Linked DNA regions of Homo sapiens: region 1 is linked to region 2. A link is an interaction called in ENCODE POLR2A ChIA-PET data of the cell type or tissue named here. Cell type or tissue: B cell. All regions are shown on one strand. Links, peaks and the distances in the headings refer to the core of each region. The heading gives the core; the rest is flanking DNA.

Evidence for each region. Peaks named below come from ENCODE experiments on the same cell type or tissue, not always from the same donor. Only the 100,000 strongest peaks of a DNase experiment are listed, where the experiment ranks them.
Region 1: POLR2A ChIA-PET joins it to region 2 with 10 read pairs; 18 of 35 experiments call an interaction of 5 or more read pairs at or near these places.

Annotation. Positions count from the first base shown.
Region 1 is chr12:92,433,631-92,436,549 of GRCh38, forward strand. No RefSeq gene overlaps it. Among named protein-coding and RNA genes, the nearest start is that of CLLU1-AS1, 2.1 kb to the left of the region's middle. RefSeq lists enhancers at 1,024-1,083, 1,104-1,163. In B cell, for the core only: no CTCF peak of the experiment used is centred there; a DNase peak (open chromatin) is centred at 1,231; H3K4me3 peaks cover 396 bases; H3K27ac peaks cover 2,500 bases.
Region 2 is chr12:92,153,611-92,156,529 of GRCh38, forward strand. All of the region lies in intron 2 of BTG1-DT (BTG1 divergent transcript), which reads left to right. Among named protein-coding and RNA genes, the nearest start is that of BTG1-DT, 9.0 kb to the left of the region's middle. In B cell, for the core only: no CTCF peak of the experiment used is centred there; no DNase peak of the experiment used is centred there; H3K4me3 peaks cover 1,221 bases; H3K27ac peaks cover 2,500 bases.

The DNA of each region.
Region 1 (2,919 bases), core at 258-2,757, 280 kb after region 2:
ATTATAATTTTACATTTATTTATCCTTTTCTGGGAGCATCTCATACCTTTTTTACTAGAGAGGCCAAGGTCACAATTAAGATTAGGGAGACAATACAGAGTCAAGACACCTGAATTTTGCCACACTACTCTTGGGCCACTTTAATTGGTGTTTCTGGGCCTCATTTTTATTACTATTATTATTAATTATTTTATGGTGTGTATAGGAGCTGGAAGATAGTGACTTCTATTAGAATTTATTCTTATAAACAATGCTGTATGGCTCTTGGATTAAGAAGTAAATAGAAAACAAAAAGGGTCTTTGAACTGCTGTCTCTTCTAGGTCTTCTCAGAGTGCTACTGGGAATTAGATGGGATTAGATGGGTGAATTTCCTTTTTCTTTTGTTTGAGAGGTCTAGATTTTTGAAGTATCTAAACCATCTTTAGATCTAAGTTAATCTCCAAAAAGCTTTATTGCCTGAAACATTCCAGTTCTAGGAAGTTTGCATTTCTCTGAGTGTAAGGGTCTGGTCTGTAACTCCTTGAGATCAGGAATGTGTCTTTTTATCCCCATAGTTCAGCGCCTACCCTAGTGTCTTCCCTACAAGTGATCATTGAATGAAGAAAGGAATAAATTCCTTCTTCTCTAACATACATCAGAGACCTCTGACCCTTATTGGGTCCCCCTTCCCTATTGATATACCTCTCCATCTCCAGACATCCACATGGCCTCCTAGGGGTATGGGATTCTTCACTCTTCTCCTGGTACAAGCTCCTTGCCTGAAATTTTTCTGACCCACCCCCATTTCTAACCGTCACAGGTTTAGATTTTCTGAAGCAAACATACAGACAGAGTTCGAGTTACAAGACATTTAATAGGAATCGACTCTTGTGAAAGGAAGAGGGGAAGATGTGGGACTGGGCTCAGTGAGAAGCCAAGCTGTGACACAATGAAAACCTCAGCCCACCCTGCACAGAGCTCAGGAATGAGTGTCACGTGTTAGAGCTGACCTGGGTCAGGTCAACATTGCTGGGTGTTTCTGCTTCTGCCTCGTTCAGTTGTCAGATGCAAGCTGACCTGGGAAGGGTTTGACTGGGCAAGATGGCTGTCTGCAGATGAGGTCAATCAGAAGGGGCTGACAGCCAAAAGTGGTTTGCTCATCTCACTACCCACAGCTGGGTGGCAAGTCCTTCAAGAGGGAGCTGGATGATGCTTCTCCACCTCTACCACACCAAACAAAGCATTTCTTTCTTATTCTTTTTCTTCCTGTCTCCCTTCCCCCTCCCCCCTCTCCCCTTTTCTCCTCCTCCTCCTCCTCCTCCTTCTTCTTCTTCTTCCTCTTTTTTCTCCTTCCTCTTTCTTTAGAGACAGGGTCTTGCTTGGTTGCCCAGGCTGGAGTGCAGTGGCAAGGTCATAGCTCACTGCAGCCTCAACCTCCTGTGTTTAAGCAATCCTCTCACCTTGGCCTCCCAAGTAGCTGGGACTACAGGCATGTGCTATCATGCCCGACTAATTTTTTAATTTTTACTAGAGACAGTCTCACTATGTTGCCTGGGCTGGAGCATTTCTATTCATGGGTTTTGTTCCTCTGGAGCTGTGCTGTTCTCTTTGATAACATGAATATGGATTTGTATTTACCCCCTTCTGGCCATCTTAACTAATGGCCCAAAGGAAGGCCAGTGGTGAAGATGTTTCTCTACAGGGAAGTTTCTAAGTGTTTCTCAGCCTACATGTGTGAGTGTATTAATGGGAATACTGGGGATAATTGGATAGAATGTATGAAATTAGGATTGGCCTAAACTATCTGGTCCAAAGTTTATCCTAGTGGCCCTAATAACATCTCCAGTGATGGTCTTTCCTGAGGTTATAGAATGAGCTATAGGAAAGAGTGATAGTACAGGAATGAGAGGATTGGATCGTCTTTTCTCTTTGTTCTATTCCTCTATGATTATTTGATTTCTTTTTTTTGTGATGGAGTCTCACTCTGTCGATTATTTGATTTTTGTTTCAGATTAAGGCCAGCTTTCTTTGACTGAGCAGACCCACGTATATGGGAAACGGCCACACACCAAATTAAACCATTCACTGACACCCGGGCACACCCATTTTCACCACTCTGCTCTTGCCCGTGCCATTGCCTTTGCATCCAAGGGATTCTTCCTTCTGTGGCAATCTGTATGACATCCTTACTAAGAAGGCCTCCCTCAGTGCCCTTGGCCCTCTCACAGCCCTTTCCATGGCCTTCTCCACTAGACTGTGAGGAACCCAGTGTCTGGAACAGTTCATGGCATTGTTGTTAGTGTTGTCATTTTGTTGTTAAGCCTTCTGCTGTCAGTGGTCATTTCATATGTTTGCATATTTACGCCCTGCCTCTTTTTGGTATGCAGTGTGGACCCTATTGCACGGCTACTTGTGTTTCAGTGGCTTTGTCCTATTCCACCTTCTATGCCACTTACTCTGAATGCCTGGCACATTGGTAGGTGCCCAATACCAACTTGGAAAGTGAATGAATTTGTTTTCTCATTACCTTTTGAAATGCCTATACAGATGTTCCTCCACTTATGATGGAGTTCATTCTGAAAAGCTCATGATAAGTAGAAGATATTATGTCAGAAATGTATTTTATTGTATTTTTTATTTTTTAATCTTTCTTTCTCTTTCTTTCTTTCTTTCATTCATTCATTCTTTCTTTCTTTCTTTTTCTTTCTTTCCTTTCATCTTTCTTTTAGTAGAGACAATGTCTCACTATATTGCCTAGGCTGGTCTTGAACTCTTGGGCTAAAAGCAATTCTCCTGCCTTGCTCTGCCAAAGGGCTGAGATTACAGGCATCAACTACTGCACCTAGTTGAAAAATGCATTTAATGCTCCAATAAACCCATCATAAAGTCAAACCATCAGCAGTCAGTGACTATCTGTATACCTTAGGACTAAGTTAGAA
Region 2 (2,919 bases), core at 268-2,767:
CTTGAGGCCAAGAATTCAAGACCGCCCTGGGCAACATATTGAGAACCCCCTGTCTACAAAAAATAAAAAATTTACCTGGGGTTGGTGGTGCGTGCCTGTAAGTCCTAGCTACATGGGCCACATGGGAGGCTGAGGCAGTAGGATTGCTTGAGTCCAGGAATTTGAGGCTACAGTAAACTATGATGGTGCCACTGCACTCCAGCCTGGGCAACAAAGCAGGACCCTGTCTCTTAAAAAAAAAAAAAAAGAAGAAGAAAACAAAACAGCAACTTGTTTTTTTGCTTTTTTTGTTTGTTTGTTTGTCTTTATGGAAACTCAAATTTAAAATCTCAAAGTAGATTAGAATTTAGGTGCATTAAGATGAAGTCACAGCCGGGCGCGGTGGCTCAGGCCTGTAATCGCAACACTTTGTGAGGCCAAGGAGGGCAGATCTCGAGCTCAGGAGATCGAGACCATCCTGGCTAACATGGTGACAGAGACAGAGACTCTGTCACCATGGTGTCTCATGGTGTCCCTGTCTCATGGTGACAGAGACAGAGACAGAGGAGCGAGACTCCTGTCTCTACTAAAAATACAAAAAATTAGCCGGGTGTGGTGGCGGGCACCTGTAATCCCAGCTACTCAGGAGGCTGAGGCAGGAGAATGGTGTGAACCCAGGAGGTGGAGCTTGCGGTGAGCTGAGATGCAGCCACTGCACTCCACCCTAGGCCACAGAGCGAGACTCCGTCTCAAACAAACAAACAAAAAAAGATGAAGTCACAACATTCTCTTTAAACTAGGTAGTCAACTAAAAAAAAAGAACATTCATGTTGCAGAAGTACTGTATAACAAAACAAATAAATATAAATATAGAAGGCCTACATATAGATATCCAACATGATTGTGGAAAAGATGTGGACTCTCATGCATCTGAATATACATCAGCGGGAATTCAAGGATTGAAATCCTACTAGTAAATACAATTTAGGATATATTCACTTAATGGGGCATAGCAAGTTAGACACTTAAATTCCTGAAAAGACTATGTTCTAGCCATGGAAGAAAAGTTTTCTAAAGAAAAAAAATAGTTATGACTGGCATATCAAAGAGCATGTATTTTTCTTTTGAGACCAAGTCTTACCCTGTTGCCCACGCTGGAGTGCAGTGGCATGATCTCAGCTCACTGCAACCTCCACCTCCCAATTTCAAGTGATTCTCGTGCCTCAGCCTCCTGAGTAGCTGGGACTACAGGCGTGAGCTACCATGTCCGGCTAATTTTTGTATTCTTAGTAGAGATGGAGTTTCACCCTGTTGGCCAGGCTGGTCTCTAACTCCTGACCTCAAGTGATCCACCTGCCTCAGCCTCCCAAAGTGCTGGGATTACAGGCATGAGCCACCGCACCGGCCAAATTACATGTATTTTCTGATGAGGATGAGGATGAGGATAAAGTGATAGCCTCCCCACTATTTTGTGTTCTCTCATCCATTTACTTAATAAATACTTATTTTCCCTAAGTGAAGCAGAAGCAGTCTTCAGCTAGATAATATAGTGGGCCTTCTGAATCCTCAAGTTCTGCACTCATGAATTCAACCAACCATAGATTGAAAATATTTGGAAAAATCTCTGGCACAGTGGCTCACAGCTGTAATTCCCGCACTTTGGGAGGCTGAGGTGGGAGGATCACTTGAGCTCAGGAGTTCAAGACCACCCTGGGCAACATGGCGATACCCCATCTCTACAAAAAATACAAACATTAGGCATGGTAGTTTCAGATACTTGGGAGGCTGAGGTAGGAGGATGGCTTGAGACTGGGAAGCAAAGGTTACAGTGAACAAAGATCACGCCACTGCACTCTAGCCTGGGCAACAGAGGGAGACCCTGTCTCAAAAACAAAGAAAAGAAAAGGAAAATATTCTGAAAAAACAAAACAAAAAAAAATAATACAACAATAAAAATAATACAAAATTTTAAAATACAGTATAAAAACTCTTTACATAGCATTTACATTTTATTAAGTATTGTAAGCAATCTAGAGATGATTTAAATTACAGTCATGAGCTGCATAATGACATTTCAGTTAATTAGAGGCCACTTGTAAGAAGATTCTTCCCCTAAAATTATAATACCGTAATTTTACAGTTCGTCTTATAAATATCATTATGTTTAGATACACAAATACCATTGTGTTACAATTGTCTGCAATATTCAGTACCTTAACATGATGCATAGGTTTGTAGCCTAGGAGCAATAGGCCATATACCATATGCCTTAGGTGTGTAGCAGACTCTACCATCTAACTTTGTGTAAACACACTCTATGATGTCTGCACATGATGAAATCGCCTACTGACGCATTTCTTAGAACTTTAAGCAATGCATGACTGTATACAAGAGGATGTGCATAGGTTGTATGCACATACTATGCCATTTTATATTAAGGACTGGGGCATCTTTGAATTTTGGTATCCTTGGAGGTCAGGGACCCAATTCTCTGAGGATACCCAGGGAGAGCTGTATTCACAATCTGATGTGGTTGAATGTTGTTGGGTCGAAGAAAACAATTCCCCAAAATATGACACTTTGCCATACTGACTGCTTTGGAAATTGAAAGTCCTGAAAAATTAGCCTCAGAACCACGGTCTCTCTGTGACCTTTCTCCTTTCTCCCTGCCTCTCATATCCTCTTTCCCAAAGCACCAAGAGAGACTCTGGAATGTCCTTATCTGACTAAGAGAGCTTAAGTGCAGTTGTCTTAATACTCCCTTCCAAGAAATCTGGTCAAATAACCAGGAAAGAGCAACCACCAGAGAAGAGCAGAGACTGGAGTTACTATGCTAAGACAGATTTTTCATCTATTCTTCTGAGTGCAGCTCCAAGAAATTACCTGGGGGACTCTATCTGTGAAATATGACAATGGTTGTTCTTGCCCAGCTCCACTCCT